2 separate regions of the Homo sapiens genome follow, and region 1 is linked to region 2. A link is an interaction called in ENCODE POLR2A ChIA-PET data of the cell type or tissue named here. Cell type or tissue: HepG2. All regions are shown on one strand. Region 1 has its middle 8.5 kb from the start of TRIB3. Region 2 overlaps RBCK1 (RANBP2-type and C3HC4-type zinc finger containing 1).

The links. ChIA-PET counts read pairs that join two places held together with the same protein. Peaks named below come from ENCODE experiments on the same cell type or tissue, not always from the same donor. Only the 100,000 strongest peaks of a DNase experiment are listed, where the experiment ranks them.
Region 1: POLR2A ChIA-PET joins it to region 2 with 26 read pairs; 20 of 35 experiments call an interaction of 5 or more read pairs at or near these places.

The regions. Positions count from the first base shown.
Region 1 is chr20:369,756-374,755 of GRCh38, reverse strand. No RefSeq gene overlaps it. Among named protein-coding and RNA genes, the nearest start is that of TRIB3, 8.5 kb to the left of the region's middle. In HepG2, no CTCF peak of the experiment used is centred here; DNase peaks (open chromatin) are centred at 1,095, 2,725, 3,625 and 4,285; H3K4me3 peaks cover 804 bases.
Region 2 is chr20:428,952-433,951 of GRCh38, reverse strand. RBCK1 (RANBP2-type and C3HC4-type zinc finger containing 1) reads right to left here. Exons shown (of 12, transcript NM_031229.4): 11 at 4,858-5,000; 12 at 1,813-3,602. The coding sequence ends at 3,522. Among named protein-coding and RNA genes, the nearest start is that of RBCK1, 23 kb to the right of the region's middle. RefSeq lists enhancers at 2,981-3,481, 3,482-3,982. In HepG2, CTCF peaks have their summits at 2,331 (motif pointing right) and 4,959; a DNase peak (open chromatin) is centred at 2,321.

The sequences.
Region 1 (5,000 bases), 59 kb after region 2:
ACTACAGGCGCCCGCCACCACGCCCGGCTGATTGTTGTTGTTGTTGTTATTGTTTTTAGTAGAGACGGGGTTTCACCGTGCTAGCCAGGATGGTCTCGATCTCCTGACCTCGTGATCCACTCGCTCGGCCTCCCAAAGTGCTGGGATTACAGGCATGAGCCACCGTGCCCGGCCTCACAGCTTCTATGTTTTTAACACCTCTCTTGTTAAGAATGAGACAGCAGAGTTCAGCTTGGAGCCTTCAGCAAGAAACAGGATTTAGCTGGAATGGAATAACCTGGTTCTGCTTTTTTTGTATGTAATTGTATGCTTACCTCTTCTTTATGGCAAATCATAGTAGTTTTCTATTTGAGGTCAGTGATTTAAAATTTCCATGTTAAATAAATTTAGATAAGTTTTTTAAAATGAGGTGGTTGTGGTCAAGCACAGTGGTCCATGCTTGTAATCCCAGCACTTTGGGAGGCAGAGGTGAGTGGATCACCTGAGGTCAGGAGTTTGAGACCAGCCTGGCCAACATGGCAAAAACCTATCTCCGCTAAAAATACAAAAATTAGCTGGACGTGGTGGCATGCACCTGTAGTCCCAGCTACTTGGGAGGCTGAGGCATGAGAGTCGCTTGAACCCAGGAGGCAGAGATTGCCGTGAGCCGAGATCATACCACTGCACTTCAGCCTGGGTGACAGAGCAAGACTCTGTATAAAAAAATAAATAAAATAAATAAATAAATAAATAAGTAAAAGATGAGCTGGTTGGAAGGAAGACATTATGGAACTAATATAAAAAATAAGTACATGGATTCAGACCAATCAACTTGGGGAAGACAGTGGGTGATTCAAGAATGGCAACTCCAGGGCTGTGATCCTCTCTGGGAGCCCTTATCTAGGAGACCGGGCACCTCCCTTCTCTGGAGGCCCCTGGGGGCTTTGCAGAAATCTCTCACCATCCAGATCACGCTAGGCTGGGCCTAAGGAGAGGCAGGAAGGCCAGCCCGGCGGTTGCCCCAGGGGCGGCCTGGGATTCTTCCTGAGAAAGGCTCTTCTCATGCCTGTGGGTGGAGCCCTGTGTGGGGACCTCCCTTACGTCATCTTGTGTCATCCTCAAACTTCCCCATGAAGCTGCTATTTTTATCCCTGGAGACAGATGAGGAAACCAGGGCTCAGAGCAGTGACATCACTAGTTTAAGGAGGGAGGAGACAGTGGGATTCAGAGCCAGCTGGCCTGGCTCAAAATCCGTGTGGTCTCTTGTCCACTGTCTTGGACAAAGTCACTTAGCTACTCAGACCCACAGCCCTATCTATAAAGTGGGATTGATGACAGTGTTTTCCTGTAGGGTTATTGAACTGCTTATTGTCATTGGGATTTCCCTCCCTCCCTTCCTTCCTTCCTTCCCTCTTTTCTTTTCTTTTCTTTTGAGAGAAGATCTCACTCTGTTGCCCAGGCTGCAGTGCAGTAGGGTGATCATGACTCACTGTAGCCTCAACCTCCCAGGCTCAAGCGATACTCCCGCCTCAGCTTCCTGAGTAGCTGGGACTATGGGCATGCACCACCATGCCTGGCCTGGGAACTGTTATTGGATTAAATGGAGGGTTAAATGGGCTAATACAGGTTAAGTTCACGCTTAGGAGAGTTCCCAGCACATGGTAAGCACTGGAGGGTGAGTGGCTATTATTATTTCCAAGGCCCCAGGGCTGCTGCACCTCCTTCCCCAGCAAACACACCCAGTGAGAGCTGAGGATAAAGGGGGAGGTGGGGACACACTTCCTGAGAGTGGCCCATGTGGAGCCTAAGCTGTGCCTTCCAGTGCTTCCTCATGTCAGCCTCACCACAGCCCTGTGAGCTAAGGATGCATTTACGCCCACTTTGCAAGTGAGCAAATCCAGTGTCAAAGAGTGAAAGTAACCTGCCCAGCGTTACACAGCTAGCCAGTGTGGCTTTTTGAGACGGAGTCTCACTCTCACCTAGGAGTGCGGTGGCATGATCTCAGCCCACTGCAACCTCCGCCTCCCGGGTTCAAGCGATTCTCACGCTTCTGCCTCCTGAGTAGCTGGGATTACAGGCGTGTGCCACCACGCCTGGCTAGTTTTTGTATTTTTAGTAGAGATGGGGTTTTACCATGTTGGCCAGGCTGGTCTCAAACTCCTGACCACAAGTGATCTGCCTGCCTCAGCCTCCCAAAGTGTTGGGATTACAGTCATGAGCCACCGTGCCTGGCCTGGGATTTAAACCCAGGTCTGCGTGGTTCCAAAGTCCACGTCATTCCACCATTTCAGGAGCCTCAACAGGATTGACGGGAGGTTCCTGGGGAAGTCCCGTGTCCTCCTCAAGGGTGAAGGGTTCTCTCTTTCTGTGTAGTGGAAATAGCTAGATCATAGCCATGGGCTGAAGACAGCTGGTCTGGTTCTGACCTTGCCTCTGACCTTGGGCAGCTACAGGTCTCTCCCTGGGCTTAGGCACATAATTGCTGCTTTGTATGTATAAGGGGTTAGGATCTCCAAACTTCCAGGGATCCTGATTCTCTTTCTCGCCTCTCAGCTGGAGGATGAGGGAGCCCCAGATCTGCCAGCTCCCAGTGCTGGACGCATTGCTGAGTCACCTGACCTTCCTTCCTTCCTGCCTGCCTTCCTGCCTTCCTTTTGCCTGCAGGTCCTGAAGCCATCAAAGGCCAGAGAAGGAAGGGGATTATATGTTCAGTCTGGATAACTGCCCAGGCCTTGCCTTTCTGAGAAAAGCTTGGGGGGTGGGGGTGGAATGCTGAAGCACTCAGCCAGTTGCATCAGAAAACCTTGCGCAAGGCGCCCTCCTGGGTCCAGCACTGAGCCCTGTCCCATAGTCCCCACCCCTACCCTGTCCCCTGAGGTGCCAGAATGAGGACTGTTCAGCCTTGCGAGGGACACTGAGCAAGGCCAGGCTGTCAGGGAGTGATGGAGGAAGTTGAGGGATGAAGGAAGGCTTTGGGGCCAGTGCTGAGAGGGCTTAGGCCGCCTGGGTGAAGGAACTTGAGCTGGAAGTTGCTCCTCAGGACATTTAGATCCAACTCATCCACCTGGCTTCTCTCCCAAAGAAGAGGAGACAAGGCCAGTGCCCTGGACACTAACTGACCCAGATCCTTGACTGTGGTCCTAGGGTGAACCCTATTGCCTGACTTTGCACTTCAACTGCACTCTGGCCTGAAACCTTGAACATGGTCTGACCTGTGATCACTAAGCCCTGGGCCGTAGCCACAGCTAACGCCGACCCAGGTCCCAAACTGAACGGTGTCTTGGTCACTTTTTCCCCACATGATCCATAAACTGAATTTGAATTCTAGCTCCTGATTGAGTTATAACCCTGGAGATAGATTTAGCTCTAATCCATCATGTGTGACCCCAGGCCCCAGATAAACCCCAACTGTAGCCCCAGATACCCTAGCCATAGATTCTCTCTCTGGTCTCAACAGGGCAGTGCTCAGGCACAGGAATCAAGAGCTTGGCACCTGCTCCCCTCCCCTCTGGGCTGCTCCCCATACCCCCCCAGGTCGAGGAAGGCTGAGGGGCTGGACTGAACATGGGACAGCCCCCTGACCAGCCTGACTGTGACTCAGCAGGGTGGGAGCTGGAGGTAGAGTCAGGCAGGACCACTGGGGATAGGCCAGGCAGGTGCTGAGTCAGGGCAGGGAGAGAGGGACAGTCTCTGAGTGCAGAGCTGGTCTGGGATGTGGGATGGTACATGTGGTCCGACAGGCCCTTTAAGGTAAAGCAGCTCCAGTCCTGAAGCCAGGCCCTTTAAGGCAAATAACCCCGATCCTATCCATCTCCATCTACCCATTTATTGTCCATTTTTCCATCACTTATCCATATTATTCTCTCCCAGAGCATCCTGTTCTTTTCCACCAGAACACTTAACTATAATTGGAATTATGTATGTATTTGTTATTTGTTTAGTGTCTGCCTCACCCACTGAACTACAGGCTCCCTTAGGACAGGCACCTTGCCTGTGTGGCTCACCAGTGTCTCTAGCACCTCATACAGTGCCTGGCACACGGCAAGTGGTCAGTAAATAGTAGTTGAAGAGATTAAATCCCTCCACCCATCTATTCATTCCTTTTCCATCTATGAATTATTATTTTATAATGCATCCCCACCATCTAGCCATTCGAATTTCTCGCTGTTCTTTCATCTACCCTCCATCCGACAAGCATCCATCCATCCACCTACATAGCTTTCCCATATCAATCCATGCTATTTATAGAATCATCCGTTTCTTCAACAAATATTTACTGAGTACCTACTACTTGCCAGGCAACATTCCAAAGGCTAGGGATACTACAGTGAAAATAACAGACAAAAGTGGCGCTTACATTCCATTAGAAGGAAAAGTGCAGCCAGGCACAGCGGCTCACACCCGCAATCCCAGTACTTCGGGAGGCTGAGGCGGGAGGATCACTTGAGCCTAGGAGTTTTAGACTAGCTTAGGCAACATGGTGAAACCTCATCTCTACAAAAAAGTACAACAACTAGCCAGGCATGGTGGTGAGTGCCTGTAGTCCCAGCTACTCAGGAGGCAGAGGAGGGAGGATGGCCTGAGCCAGGTAGGCCAAGATTTCAGTGAGCTGAGATCATGCTGCTGCACTCCAGACTGGGCAACAGAGTGAGACCCTGTCTCAAAAAAAAAAAGAAAGAAACATGCAAGAAATAATTACCATAATAAGTACATTGTAGCACATGTTAGGGGGTGACGAATGCAAGGGAAAAAAAGAGTAAGTACAGAGATGAGGAGTGTTGGGTGGGCAGGCAGTGGCTGTATTGAGTGGAGTGTTCAGTGGATGCCCTGAGACTATCCGAAGGGCAAATTCTTCAGGAAGAGGAACAGCTCATGCAAAAGCTCCAAAAGGAAGCTGACTAGCTGACTGGTGTGCCATCGGAGAAGGTCAATGTGGCTGGAGTGCAGCCAGTGACAGGGAGGCGGTGGGAGATGAGGTCAGAGAGGTAAAGGGGGTTCAGATAATCTGGAGCTTTGGAGGC
Region 2 (5,000 bases):
TGTTCATCTCAAGCGTGGCTGTTCCTGCCCACACTGCATCCTTGAGGACACCACACCAGGAAGCGTCAGGGCAGGGTGATCTTCAGTTCTGAGTCACTCAGGCAAATTATTGAACCTGAGGGGGTGGAGTCATGGGAACCCCTGAATGTGTAGTTGGCCAGGAAGTGTGGGTAGCCCAGGAAGTGTGGGTAGCCCAGGAAGTGTGGGTAGCCTGGGCACCCCATCTGTGACTCCATCGGAAGTGTGGGACTGAGCCCTTTAATCTGTGGAACCTGACACTAGCCCCAGTTGGTGTCAGAGAGCTGGAAAAGTGGTGTCAGACAACACCACACAGTATGCAAGGCTGAGGGGAAACGCCAGTGTAAAAATAACACGTAACAAGTGTAGGTGGTTTGGGGCCAACAAAGCCCGGGAGGGCTCGGGTTTAGGGTCTGTGGAGCACTGGGGCCGGGCAGGATGGCTGTAGTGCTGTGGAGAGTTGAGGCTGCCTTAGGGATGATTTGGGGGTGAAGATAGGCCTTGACCTGAGCTGGGTTTGGAGGGAGAATTATTAGTGGCCTGATGGGGTCTTAGACTGAGGGTCGAGTGTGTTCCTTCCTTCCTGGCTGGGTGAGCATCTAAGTCACTGCCTCTCGGAGGCTCACGTCCATAACAGTAAAGCAGGGATGGTCTTGGCCCTCCTGGAGGGCTTCCTGCAAGGGTGTTGGTGAAATGTGTTTCTATTTGTGAAGCTGTGCTAGTGCTGTTGCCATTTTCATGAGCAGTTACCAATCAACAAACACTTGTAGCCAGCCCTGCACCGGGCCCACGATCACCCAGGGATGAAGTGGTGACCGAAAGCAGGAACAGGCCGGAGCCTTCACCAGCTAAGAGGTGAGACCCTCAGCTGGGGCTGAGACCCAGCCTGGCTGTATCTTCCTCCCCCTGCCACTGTCCCCTCTGGTGTTCTGCTGGTGGCCCCTGCTGCCAATTCCTGCTCCTCACGAGGGCCCCTGCTCCCTGGTCTTTTCTCCAGACTTCCTCATGGTTGGCACTTGGGATCACCAGGCTGCGGGCTCACCTTCAGCTGCCTGCATTTGAGCAGATTCCATGCCAGCCCCAAGCACTAGAGGAAGACACCAGTGAGCGCCGGCATAGGCCGACGGGCTACCCTCCGTGGCAGCTGCTCTTTATCTGAGCAATGGGCTTCCACTCACCTTCCCCTGCCCCTGTCCTGCCCCTGAGGAGAGAATGATGATCATTGTGTCACTCAAGTACCTTTGGGACCTCTTGCTGCTTCCTCTCGATGGTTTGAGTCCAAAGCCCTGGGGTTTGGTTTTCGTTCGGCCCTGGAGAGTTGGTGCTGGCCTCTCAAGTTCTGGGCCCCTGGCATGGGTGAGCCTTGGGAGGTGGAGGCACCTCCACCTGACCCTGCAGTAGAGGGTGCCCTGGGCCTGCTCGTCTTAAGACCTTTCACTTGCAGGTGCAAGGCGGGTGGAGCTGAGGCAGGAACCGGGGTTGGCCCTACACAGCTCCCTGCTCCTCCGCACCACTGCAGCATGGATGGGGCAGGCCGAGCAAAGCCACAGCCAGCACAGCCCTCTCTGCTGGTCTCGCCCTCACCTGTGATACGCCGCGCGTAGAGCCCCACTTCATCTTCCTCTTACGAGAAAAAGGATGGTGCAAGGGCACTGGAAAGGCCTCGGCGTGAGTCCTGGGGTGGTGAGGACTGTGGCAAACTGGAGGGTGTACACCCCATGAAGAGATTTGACATCTCTGTGACTCCATTCCCCCCAGGTAGAAGTGAGGACCTGGCATTACCAAGCTTTGACATTTTCAAGAGAAGCAGGGCATCTAGATTTTAATGTGGTAAACGATGTTGCCAATTTAAAAAGATGGGCAACCGATTTAAATTTCTAAAACAACACTGGGTGGACTGGTTACAGCCTGTGGTACCACAAGAGAACAATCTCTGCTTTTGTCTCATGCCCAGGCTCCTGAGAGACACCAGGCCAGGCCCTGGCAAGAGAGGGGAGAGTGGGTATGAGACAGCGTCTGCCTGAGCTGGTCCCATCCACACGCCTGCAGCCTGGCTCTCCTCTGCTTTTTCTGTTTCCTCCCAGTCAGTGGTTCTGCCTGGGCCTTTCTGCCTCCAGGGCCGGGGAGGCTGCCTGAGTGTGCCCCTCATCCTCTGCGACGGTTGACTGCCCTGAGCCAATGCAGGCAGTGCCGAAGGACCCAGTCCACTCACACATTCTCAGACAGCTCTGCGCACAGTGACTGGGGCCAGCTCTTGAGTCCTGGCATCCAACGGCAGGTGGCAGTGCCTTTCCAGTTGCTAGAACAGGCCCTTCCCCACAAAATCACAGGCCTTCAGCAGCAGAGGCGCCCTCTGCCTGCTATGATGATGGTCACGTCACAGCGTGGACAATGTGTTGGGCATCAAATACCAGATCTCAAAAGGGGAAGGAGGGTGGGTCACAGAGCGGAGGAAAGACTTAGAGAATGAACATCCCAGGACCCTGTCTTAGTAACCTCCGACCAGCACAGAGTGGGTTCTAGTAAATACTGCTGAATCGATACTGTGCCATCTTGCTTGAGACGAGAAAATAGGATGGACAACCCCACCCCTCAACTGCAGCAGCTTCGTTCCTTCTTGAACTATCTACCTGCCAACCCTAGATGCCTGCTGAGAGGTCAAAAGGGAGCAGGAGTGGCAAGACTTCCCCTCCCGCCCCTAAGCCCATCCTTCTCTGCAGACTTGACACACTGCACACTCCACCTGTCCTGGCTGACGGTGACCCAAGAGCATCCTTGCCCCTGAGGCTGGGCATGGGGTCCACATCTGGTAGAAAGGTCCCAGTGCTCAGTCACAGCCTCATTCTACCACAGATGGACTGACAAGTCAACTTTCTGATGCAGTTCCCAGAGACCTCAGGATCCTGCCTGTGTGTAGAGTCCCAGGCCAGGACATTCATTTCCTCTCAAGGACATCACACTCATCCCTTCCCGGAAAACCATTTTAATTATAATAGCTTACACAGGCTGCAGAGAGGGAGACGCAGAGCCGGACCTGACGGGCTGTGCTTTCAAAACTGTGCAGTCTCCTTCCTGGCTCTGAACAGGTTAGCAAGAGTTCCAAGAGGCCTCAGGCCTCCAACCACAAAGGCAGAGAAGTTAGCCCCAGAAAGCTGACAGCTGAAGGCGGGGAGGCTGAGAGTGCTTGGTGTTTGACAGATGAGTGTTGTGGTGGGAGGAGTATGGAGTCACACAGAGGCTCCACCCAGCAAGGCCTCTGGCCAGGGGCTATGTTTAAGGCTGGGGTCAGGCAGAGGTGGGAGCCGCAGGGGAGAGAAGTCTGGCCGGCAAGCCCCAAGGGAAGGACAAAGGCACTGGGGCAGATGTGACCGTGGACAACCGCAGTGCAGGCAGGGCCCCTACAACGCTACAGCAAGCAAGGCCGTCCACGAAGCTCCCTGAGCTACATTCTAACAGAATGTGGATGTGGGGCTGGGTCAGCATGTGGCCCCACCATCTTTAGCTCAGTGGCAGTTCTGACAGCTTGGGTGGCAAGGAATCCCATTTACCCTGCAGCGGCAGCCCCCGCTGGTGTCTCCTGGGCCCTAGAGGATGGGAGGAAGAGAAGAGAATGTCAGCGCAGTGCAGAGACTGCCCCCACAGCCGAGCGCTCTCCCACCCCGGGCCTTTGCCTCTGCAGGTCCTCCTGCAAGAATGGCCTGGTCAGCCTCAGCTACCTGATGGAGAGTCACTGAGGCCTTTTCTGGGCTCCCACAGCACTCAGTCTACCCACGCCTAGATCCGGGAACAGGCCAGGGAGAGGATCTGACCACTCTGCATATTCTAGACATGTCAGCATGCGAGAGGGCAGTTTCCTCTGCCTCCACCTGTCTGAAAGTCTACCTGAACGTAGCAACAGGCCCCCAATTCCAGAGCACACCCCTAATAACGACAGCTACCATCTGCAAGGGTGCTCACCAAGTGACAGGCTCTCTAAGCACTTCTCTTGCAATTTTTCCACTTGATTCTGACAACAAGCCTGAGATAAGCCCAGCTATCATCTCCATTTCACAGAGGAAATGGGGCTGACAGAGGTGAGTGGCAGGCAGCCTAATCACACAGTCAGTATGTGCCAGAGCCAGGGGCCAATCCACCTCTGACTCCAGATCGAACCTTTACTTGCTGTCCTCTAGGGCAGGAGTGGGCAAACCTTTTCTGCAAAGGGCCAGTCATTTTGGGCCGGGCAGCCATACGGCCTCTGCCTCTGTAGTGTAAAAGCAACCACAGCCAACATGTGAATGAATGAACACGGCTGTGCTCCAAAGCACTTTACCTACGGACACTGAAACGTGGATTTCATGTAATTTTCACGTCACAAAATAGTCATCTTCTGGTATTTTTTCAACCATTTAAAGATGTAAAGAACATTCTTGCGGCCCGGTGGCTCACGCCTGTAATCCTAGCACTTTGGGAGGCCGAGGCAGGTGGATCACCTGCGGTCGGGAATTTGAGACCAGTCTGACCAACATGGAGAAACCCCGTCTCTCCTAAAAATACAAAACTAGCCGGGCGTGGTGGCGCATGCCTGTAATCCCAGCTACTTGGGAGGCTGAGGCAGGAGAATTGCTTGAACCCGGAAGGCAGAGGTTGCAGTGAGCTGAGATTGTGCTATTGCACTCCAGCCTGGGCAACAAGAGTGAAACTCCGTTTCAAAAAAAAAAAAAAAAATTCTTACCTCGGGAGCTGTACAAATTCAGGTGCTGGGTTGGATATGGCCCATGGGCTGTAGTTTTCCCAGCCCTCCTCTAAGGCAAAGCCCACAAGGGCACCCTCTCCACACCACCACGAGCAAAGACTCACCCCAGGGCCCCAGCGTGGGCCCTTGGTGACCCAGCAGATCTCGGTGTGGCAGACGGTGCAGCGGATCCAGTCGCAGCCGTCCTTCTTCTGTACCACGATCTGGCACTGGGGGCAGCGCATGGCCTCGCCCTGCTGCAGCATCA